Regions from separate parts of the Homo sapiens genome. Here region 1 is linked to region 2. A link is an interaction called in ENCODE POLR2A ChIA-PET data of the cell type or tissue named here. Cell type or tissue: GM12878. All regions are shown on one strand.

Region 1 (5,000 bases), 290 kb before region 2:
CATCCCAGGTTGTTCTTTTAATCATTACATATCTCTTCTCCATAATACTAACTTTCAGATAATAGAAAACCTTTAAATCGCATTAACTCCTAAACCTAAGAGTTAATTATGAATTAATGAGAGTATAATTGTTCTAGACATCTTACCCTCTAAAGATCTGGGAAGACTTTCTAGAACGGGGTCTCAGTTATGCACCTCAACTCTCCTTCCACTGCATCCAGCAATGGAGTTAGACACTTTTCACACCTGGCATGGTTTGGAGCTGAAAGTATTTCTACCCGATGACTTAGCACACAAGACAAGGCAAGCTGACACACAACTTTCAGATGGTTTTAAAACAATTATGGCTCAAAAACAAGATTCTTTAGAGCTGAGGCCAGATTTCTATGTTCAAAACCACAGAATTTGTTTAATCAACTAAAAACAAATCAAGACTTTCCTAGATAAAAAAACTAGTCACTGACCTTTGATTAGCTAAATATCCCATTAATAAATGCCAAAAGTGGCTTAAAATAAAACATAATTGAAGTCAACATCCACAAATAGGCCTCCACCCTAAATACATCATACAGATTTCTCTCCTGATCAAAAATCAGTTTACGAGTTGGCTTCTGGCTAGGTGTGGTAGCTCACACCTATAATCCCAGCACTTTGGGAGGCTGAGGCAGGAGGATTGCTAGAGACCAAGAGTTTGAGACAAATGGGTAATGTGGGGAGACCCCATCTCTACAAAAATTTAACAAATTAGCCAGCATGGTGGTACACGCCTGTAGTTCCAGCTACTCAAGAGGCTGAGGCAGGACGATCACCTGAACCCGGGGAGGTCAAGGCTGCAGTGAGTTTTGACTATGCCACTGCACTCCAGTCTGGGTGACAGAGTGAGATCCTGACTCAAAAAAAAAAAAATAGGCCAGGCATGGTGGCTGGCACCTGTAATCCCAAAACTTTGGGAGGCCGAGGGGGGGAGGCGGATCACTTAAGGTCAGGAGTTCAAAACCAGCCTGGCCAACATGATGAAACCCCGTCTCTACTAAAAATACAAAAAAAAAAAATATTAGCCGGGCATGGTGGTGGGCGCCTGTAATCCCAACTACTCAGTAGGCTGAGGCAGGAGAATTGTTTGAGCCCAGGAGGCAGAGGTTGCAGTGAGCTGAAATCATGCCATTGCACTCCAGCCTGAGCGACAGAGTGAAATTCTGCCTCAAAAAAAAAATAATAAAATAAAAATAAAAATATCATCTCAAACCACAATGAGATACTACTACACACCTACTAGGATGGCTAGAATAAAAAAGTCAGAAAAAAATAAGTGTTGGCAAATATGTGGAGAAATTGGAACATATAACATTGCTGGCAGGAATGCAAAATGGCACAGCTACTTTGGAAAACAGTCTGGCAGTTCCTTTAATGATTAGACCTAGATTTCCCATGTGACCCAGCAATTCTACTCCTAGGTATTCTGTCAGTCCTCTGTATCCACAGGTTTGGCATCCACAGATTTGATAAATCCACCTGATGATCAAAAAGGATAAAAACAACCCCACCAAAATGATAAAAAGTAATAGTACAATGAGAGATAATAGAAAAAAAAAGTCAATACAGTATAACAAGTATTCACATAGTGTTTCCATTGTATGAGGTATTATAAGTAATCTAGAGATGAGTTAAAGTACACCAGATGGCCAGGCGCAGTGGCTCACGCCTGTAATCCCAGCACTATGGGAGGCCAAGGCAGGTGGATCACCTGAGGTCAGGAGATCGAGACCATCCTGGCTAACAAGGTGAAACCCCGTCTCTACTAAAAATACAAAAAATTAGCCAGGCGCGGTGGCGGGCGCCTATAGTCCCAGCTACTCGGGAGGCTGAGGCAGGAGAATGGCGTGAACCCAGGAAGCGGAGCTTGCAGTGAGCCGAGATTGCGCCACTGCAGTCCGCAGTCCGGCCTGGGCGACAGAGCGAGACTCTGTCTCAAAAAAAAAAAAAAAAAAAGAAACCAACAAAACATCAAAATTTCCCCTATGTTAAAAAGGCTCCTGAAATGTAAACTTCCAATATCAACTTGGGGAATCTGCACAGCACCACACAATGTCAGTGTTTTCTGGCCATGAGAATACAGAAGAAGCTAGTGCTTTTCAAGTTTAATATCAGCACATCTCCCTGGAAGAACACTACTGTTTAAGACTTAAGTGAAATGATAATCTAGTAAACTGACAAATAAGATAGGTGCATATGGCCAGAAAACCCCAAAACAAAACAAAATTGAATTCCTGAGGTTAGAAAACACTGCTATAGAGGGAAAAATTCAAAACATTCTTAAAGTCTGTTAACCAAATCTAACTTTCGATTTCATTCATTTAACACGTTTACTCAGCAAGGCCCTGTTCCAAACACCAGAGGCACAGAAGTAGATACAATACAGCCTTTCCTTCCCAGAACTTGCATTTCAGGAGCAGGGAGACAGCAAGCAGGCACTAGGATGTGGTGTCTTCACCAAGACAGACCTGCCCAGCCAGGGGTCTCACTGCTCAGTGCACCCGACACCCTGTAGCCGAATGTCTGCCTCAGTCTACAGGTCCAACAGCAAAAACCACCTGACCACAGTCTGTCTCTTGGTTCCAATGTAAAGTCAAGAGGCAGAAAGACAGAATACGAATGAGACAAGTGGACAAACGACAGCAAGACAGTGATGGTGGGCTCGGGTCAGGCAACCAGCCTTGATCCAAAGACAACAAGGAAGGGGGGCGGGACAAGCCTGCCTCTGTGGGGCTATGCAGGGTGGACTTCCCCAGGAGGGGGACTCTGCCCACTCAGGGCAGGCCCTACACACCAGCCCACTGACACCAAACCTTAGAGTGGCACAGACAATTGCACTTCCAGAGGCTGTATCCTGGTACACTGGCAATATTTGTCAGGGTAGATTACAAAAAATGCTCACCAATTCCTGGCCGCTCTCTCATCAAGGTGCCTCTACTTCTCCACCCCTCGAATCAGAGCTAGCCTGGTAGCTTGCTTTGATTAATAAAATGTGGCAGAAGTGACAATGGACAAACTCCAAGCCAAGAGCCCAAAGGACACTGCAGTGCCCACTTCTGGACTGAGAACGTTTCTGTGACCACAAAAATGAGGCCAAGTGGGCTGGAGGGAGAATGAGATTCTGCACATGAGGTTCCAACCAGGGTGCCAAATGTGTGGGTAAGGCAATCCCAGGTTGCCCAACCCTCCAAGTCAGCCTAGTAGAGCCTCCAAACCAACAAACAGACCTGTGATTTAAGCTCCATGTTTGGGATGGTTTGTTACTTAACAAAGCTAACTGATGCAGTTGTGGAGGACAGGGTACTTGGAAGCAGAATACAACCAACTTACAATATATTGAATTTTAGCTCTCCCTAAAGGTGTGTATCAGCAGGCAACACAATGTAAAAAATACCCCAAGCTGGCACAGTGGCTCACACCTGTAGTCCTAGCTACTTGGGAGGCTGAGGCAGGAGGATCACTTGAGTCCAAGAGTTAGAGGCTGGCCTGGGGAACATAGCAAGATCCTGTCTCTTAAAAAAAAAAAGTACCCCATCCAACCCAGGATATTCAGAATATGCAAGACCATTTTCTTTTGCTTCAGATAAAAGTTCTTTAATTTCTGGTAACTCTGCCAGATATCTCAAATACCAAACATGACGGTTATATTTAACTGAAACCATAATCTCAATTTATTAAAACTGACAAGCTCTAAATATTGTAAAACCTTCACAAAATGGCATCTCTTATTTTCTTAGGTATAAAATGACTCATACTCAGTAAAGGTGAATTTCTTAGAGAAGAATTTACATCTTATTTATGACTCAACAACAAATGTGTGCTTTTTTCTTCTGGGTCCTAGTTTTAGTTGATAAAGTCCAGTAGGCAGAACAAAAAAAAAAGACACTCTAAAAGTAAACCTATTAGTACAATTATTTTTCTTTCACTTTTTTTCTCTTAAATTTTGCACCTATTACAAGCCTAGACAATGGTAAATGTGTTTATTGGAGGATGACTACATGGTGGAAATTCCTCCAAACACTTGATTGAAAAGATTTGGGGCTGGGCGCGGTGGCTCACACCTGTAATTCCAGCACTTTGGGAGGCCGAAGCGGGCGGATCACGAGGTCAGGGGATCGAGACCATACTGGCTAACATGGTGAAACTCCGTCTCTACCAAAAACACAAAAAAAGAAATAAGCTGGGCATGGTGGCGGGCGCCTGTAGTCCCAGCTACTCGGGAGGCTGAGGCAGGAGAATGGTGTGAACCCGGGAGGCAGAGCTTGCAGTGAGCCGAGATCATGCCGTGGCACTCCAGCCTGGGTGACAGGGCAAGACTCCGCCTCAAAAAAGAAAAAGATTTGGGAGCCTAATTAAGTGTCCAGACTTTAACCTATTTCCTACAGGAAAGTCACCCAAGAGCTGGTGAAAGGGCAGCCGACTGCTACTCTTCAGGGTTCAAAGGTTGCCCAGCTTCAGACCTCCTTCTCTGCAACAGAAGTGATGTGGGAAGTTGGACAGACAGGTCCTACCAGTTTCAGTTACCATGGCCCTGATGAAATTATCTTTCACTTCCTCCTCAGATAAGCACTTCAGAAAAGCACCCAGGTTCCCTGAGTTCTTACACCCTCCATACTTGCCTTCAAACAACACTCAAACCCAGAGACCACCTTGCTCAGAGCTTCACTGCCCCACCCACCAAGCTCCCCTCCTCTGTGTTCCCTCTTCCCTCCTTCCCACCCCATGCAATGCATTCCGCAATAAGGTCCACAGCTCAATAATAGTTTTGTTTTCTGTGTGGCATCTTGACTCCTCAAAAGAAATTCCCAAGTGTAAATAAACCTCCTGCTAGTTTAAATTCATTCTCTTGTCCTTACTTTTGTGCCATTAAGAGCAAGAAAAGCTTCTAAAGATGTTACTTGAAAGCCAGAAAAAATTAGAAAAAAGAGAATGTATTTGTGTATTACATATGAAAATAAATAATTTTA
Region 2 (5,000 bases):
TTTGAACATCCGTACAGTGTGTTTGTATTTTAAGCTGTTATTAAAAAGAGTTAAAAAGTAAAAATTAAAAATGTATAAAGTAAAAAAGTTACAGTAAGCTAAGGTTAATTTCTTATTGCAGGACTAATTTATTATTGTGCAACTGCCAGTCCTGCGCATTCCAGCTACGCTAAGCGCCCTGCCCAGGTATACCATTTTTTATCTTTTATATCTATTTTTACTGTAGGTTTTCTACGTTTAGATACACACACACTTGGCACTGTGTTACGACCGCCTACAGTATTCAGTAACACGCTGTGGTGTGTAGCCCGGGAGCATGGGCTCTGCCACACAGCCTAGGTGCGCAGTACGCGGTGCCATCTAGGTTTGTTCTAAGTATGCGCTATGATGTTCGCCCAGATGAAATTGCCTCACAAAGCATTTCTCAGAATGCATCTCCATTGTTAAGTGATGCTCGGCTGTAGGAAATTGCTTACAAGCCTGGAGTGTGCTTAGTGTGTGTGTCTTTGGAGGGTGAGGTGGGAGCGGGAAGTGATTCCCTCGAGTCAACAGGAAGTGAATGCTGCCGGCTACTCTCTTATGGAGAGACTTTCCACATCCGAAGAGGCAGATGCATGCACTCTGTCATGGCCAACTCAGAGCTCAAGTTCCTGCCATGTGCGGAGCTCCGGCCCAGACCTTTCCCCCAAGGGGGTGTGGACACTCTTCCTTTGGTGTGTGTGAGCCTATATCTGAAAAGCTGTTTTGCTTCTGTTTGTTTTTAAAGGTTCCTGAATGACATTTCTCCTTTATTTTTTTAGGCACGTAACAAAACATAGACCTGTTTTGAAGTGGCTTGTTACCCAAGGGTGCCTCACTCATCTGCGCCACCAGGAAGATGAACTGTGAGGGCTCCTATAAGGGGCAGGAAGAGCAAAGCTGTCCTAGGCCAACCAGAGATTCATCTTTCATGCAGTGACATGTTGATAAAAAATGATGGTCAGTATGAAACTGGTAACAGGTTGTAGATGGCTTTCTATGGTATATCCCAGTCTCTTGCAAACGATTGTGAAGAATGCCAGTGTTGTTTAAGATTCGGCAGTTTGTGTGGGGAGGTGGGGGCAGGATGGGGTTTGGTTGCCAAAAGAGTTTGGGAAATGCTGGCTTAAACAAAGGCGAGAGGAAGTTCCTTTCACGTCAGGATTTATGAATGCCTATGAGCCCAGTGTCAGTGACGACTTTCTAGCGGCGGTCTTCAACACTTTCTAAATATTAAGCGATCAAGGCCCCTGCCCCACTTTTAGTTCCAACAGAATGCCGTTCACAAGATCTGGGAGGCACTCTCTCAGCCCTCTCCTGGAGCCCCCGGAATTTCTCAGCAGCCCAGGCCCTCCCGCTGCCCGTGGCCCCTCCTCCCAGGTGCCAGGTGGTCTTCCAGCCTCTCCAAGGGCCCACCCCCCTGCCTCTTCCTCCCACTGCAGCTGATCTAGGGGTTTCTTGGCCACATTTCCCTTGAGAGAGAGTGGGATTTGCCCTATCCACAGAGAGCCTCATTTCCACCTGAAGGTGTATTTGTCAGTGGCTAGACCAGGTTCATGTCTGTTTCCCCTTGGGGACTTCTGAACCTTCCTGCCCGGGAGTCTGTAACACAGCAGCACAGGACCGCGCTTCCTTTAGCAGTGCTGAGTAAGCAGGCAGCGGCACTCTGAGATCCCGGGGCTGGGCAGTCGCCCCCCACTTCCCAGCAGCTCTGTGGTAGTGGGGCGGGAGCAGCAGGGACGTACCTTAAGATTTCTCCAGTGTCTGACTCTTACTTTGTTTCCTGAAATAATTAGAGAAAAGTCGTTTAATGAAAAAGAGACTGTGTACCTTGAATTCTACAGCTACCTCAGTCCAGGCTGCCTGCTGAGATCCTGTCTTTAGCTCACATACATTCCACGGTGGGGGACACCATTAGTCCAGACACCGCTGTGGAGATTAGCATTTTAGTTTGTGTGCGCCCGCCTGGCTTGAGGCAGTAGTTTAGGAATGACAAGGCTAGAAACCTGGCTGGCTGTGAGTCAGAGAGAGAGAGGATGGACGTGGGAGAAAGCAAGCAAAAGCTACCCTAGGGAAGAGCCGGTGACGTGCACAGGCCGAGCAGCACGGCTGGTGAGCTGCAGGCTGCGGCCTTGCCCGGACACTTGGTAATGCCAAACAAGTACGTGTGGCTACTCATTGGTCTATGAGGACGATGACAGGCTTCGACTCTGTGGTTTCTAAAGCATATAATATTCTCACGTACTTCTTTCAGCAAACGCCAAACAGTAGTAATTCTTGTAACTACCTTGAACCCTTTGTGGAAAGAACCTGGGTGTGAGTGAATAAAAAGTAAAGAGCGACGCGCTATATCGGCCATTAAATACTCGGGGCTGTCCGTAACACCCTGTGCTTCCCAATTGTAGCACCATGTTCTGTGTGAATATGCATAACCAGAGTGACCCCCCCCAGCACCCAGCATGCCCGGCTGTGCCCCTCTGGGTATGCTCACATGCACATATATGGACATACAGTTTCGTAGCAGAACGTGGCTGCCCAGGGGCTGCCTATCTGGGCGAGTAGACCGCCTGGCTCAGCCCACAGGCCTGCAGCATCCCATAGCACCCCGCCCTTGCCCCATCACCCTGTGGGCTACATGCAGGACACGGCATGGGCCTGCTCCCCAGAGGCACCTGTTTGGGGTCTTCTTGAGGCTTGTGCTTTCACAGCTCTCTTTGAAGCAGATGTCTTGGTGAACTCGGTAGACTCTTTTATACCTGTTGTCACAAGAAAGCTTTGTAAAACCAGACAGTGAAGCAAAATGTTGCCAACTGCTTAACCTAGGCTATGTGAACCCACAGTAAACCTGAAGGTGTTTGAGGGAAAAACTGCTATTTTCTGAATGAAACGTGACCTCCTATTGATGTATTAAAATGTCTAACATAAAGGTCATGTGATTTGTAATAAATTTATTGTGGTACAGTAATATGCATAAAATAAACCCATTTTAATGTGCATTCTGATGAGCACTGACAAAGGATATGGTACTAAAAATAAAATGTGAAATGTCAAAGACATGTCAGTGCTAGAGGCAGCCACCTGGCCGGAGGCCTGGGGAAGGTATGGCCTCGCTTTTCTGTTTTTCTGGGTATTTCACAGAGAAGTTTGAGGAGTGTTGGGGATTCGGGATTCGGATGTAGGCATTGTAGAACAGGAGACCCGATTTCATCTCCTGCCTCTTCCATTTATTAACCAGGCTACTTTGAGCAAGTCTCTTCAAGTTTTAAGCCTCGGTTGCAGGTAAAAATGGGACCTACTCATACCATCTCTCTTACAAGTTTGTAGATAATAATGGATGGGAAGGCGTTTTGTCTTTTGTTAAAGTTCTCAAATGTCAGAGCTGTTTAAAAGGGAAATCCAAGGAGTTCAGCAGGCAAAGCTCCAACTCATATGCTAAGTCTCATAGAACCTTTAGGATCGAAAACCTGTGGTAAGACTTCCATTTCTGGACATGAAAGAGTAACAGAATCTGGAATTAACCTCCCAATGTGAACAACCAGAGAACTGGACAAAATATAGTAAGTAACTGTATGTCAGATGTTAGAAAACAGACAACACGAGACTGTAATCCCTGAGAGAGGAGAAACAGATGAGATGAGTCCTGTGGTCAGCCTGGAATTCAGCCTAGAGAAGTTTTTGGATGGCATCACAGAGAAAGGGGATCCAAGCAGTGGTCACACTGAGTTGAGGAAACAGAGATTGAAGTTGGGGAGACAGAGGCAGCTGGAATTTGTGGGGCAGTACTGAAGAGGAGGGAACTATGCAGAGGAGGAACTCCAGAATCTGTGTAGGGTCCCCTTGGGCCTGTGGTTGGAAATAAAGCTGTGCATGCATAGGGTGAATCCCCACAAGGCAAAGAAGAACTACTGAGGAGTTGAACGATTTCCAGAGCCAGAGTAGAGAGATCTTGTTTATTAGGCCATCCATAGAAACCCCAGACAGGGCCAGGTGCGGTGGCTCACTCCTGTAATACCAGCACTTTGGGAGGCCAAGGCGGGCCGATCACTTGAGGTCAGGAGTTTGAGGCCAGCCTGGCCAACATGGTGAAACCCTGTCTCTACTAAAATACAAAAATTAGCTGGGCATGGTGGTGAGTGCCTGTAATCCCAGCTACTTGGGAGTCTGAGGCAGGAGAATAGCTTGAACCCAGGAGGGCGGAGGTTGTAGTGAGCTGAGATCGCTCCACTGCACTCCAGCCTGGGCGACAGAGCAAGACACTGTCTCAAAAAAAAAAAAAAAAAAAAAAAAGAAACCGCAGAAAGGCCATGCCATAGAACTAGGGCAAAATTAACCCCAGAATAAAGGCTACTCCAAAGCCACCTAAAACAAGCCTCAGAAGGATCAAACTATACTCAGATAATGCCTTGCAGAGAAAAAACATTCTTGAAAAGAAAACAAACAAACAAACAAATCCAGCGTCAGTAACATAAAACTTACAATGCCCAGCATCCAATAAAAAACTATAAGACATTCAAGAATCATTTGAATAATCAAAAAAGTGACCCATAACCTAGAGAAAAATAATCAAATAGAATAAGACCCAGACATGAGAGTGATGACAGAAATAGCAGATGAGGACCTTAAAATATCTATTATAAATTTGTTCCACATGTTCAGTGAGCTAAAGGAAAATATAAAGATAATGAAGATAGAAATTGGAGCATCTAAGAAACAACTAAATGAAACTTCTGGAGATGATAAAACACAGTATTAATAAAACTTTTGTTGAACAGGATTAATGGTAGATGCTGCAGAAGAAAAGATCAATGACCTTGAGTGCATAGCAATAGAATCTGTCCAAAATGAAAAGACTGAAAAAGTTGAGAAGAGCTGCAGTGACCTGTGGGACAATATCAGTCTAATACACGCATAACTGGAGTCCCAGAAGTAGAAGAAATGGAGGGACAGGAAAAATATATGAAGAAATAATGGCAAAAATTTTA

The links. ChIA-PET counts read pairs that join two places held together with the same protein. Peaks named below come from ENCODE experiments on the same cell type or tissue, not always from the same donor. Only the 100,000 strongest peaks of a DNase experiment are listed, where the experiment ranks them.
Region 1: POLR2A ChIA-PET joins it to region 2 with 5 read pairs; 1 of 35 experiments calls an interaction of 5 or more read pairs at or near these places.

What each region holds. Positions count from the first base shown.
Region 1 is chr2:241,374,323-241,379,322 of GRCh38, reverse strand. The region is part of intron 2 of FARP2 (FERM, ARH/RhoGEF and pleckstrin domain protein 2); the gene reads right to left. Among named protein-coding and RNA genes, the nearest start is that of FARP2, 21 kb to the right of the region's middle. In GM12878, no CTCF peak of the experiment used is centred here; a DNase peak (open chromatin) is centred at 4,562; H3K4me3 peaks cover 1,339 bases; H3K27ac peaks cover 2,726 bases.
Region 2 is chr2:241,085,166-241,090,165 of GRCh38, reverse strand. It overlaps SNED1 (sushi, nidogen and EGF like domains 1), which reads right to left. Exons shown (of 32, transcript NM_001080437.3): 30 at 2,691-2,774; 31 at 1,764-1,801. The coding sequence ends at 1,765. It also overlaps a transcript of MTERF4 not described here. Among named protein-coding and RNA genes, the nearest start is that of MTERF4, 15 kb to the left of the region's middle. In GM12878, no CTCF peak of the experiment used is centred here; a DNase peak (open chromatin) is centred at 2,205; H3K27ac peaks cover 2,903 bases.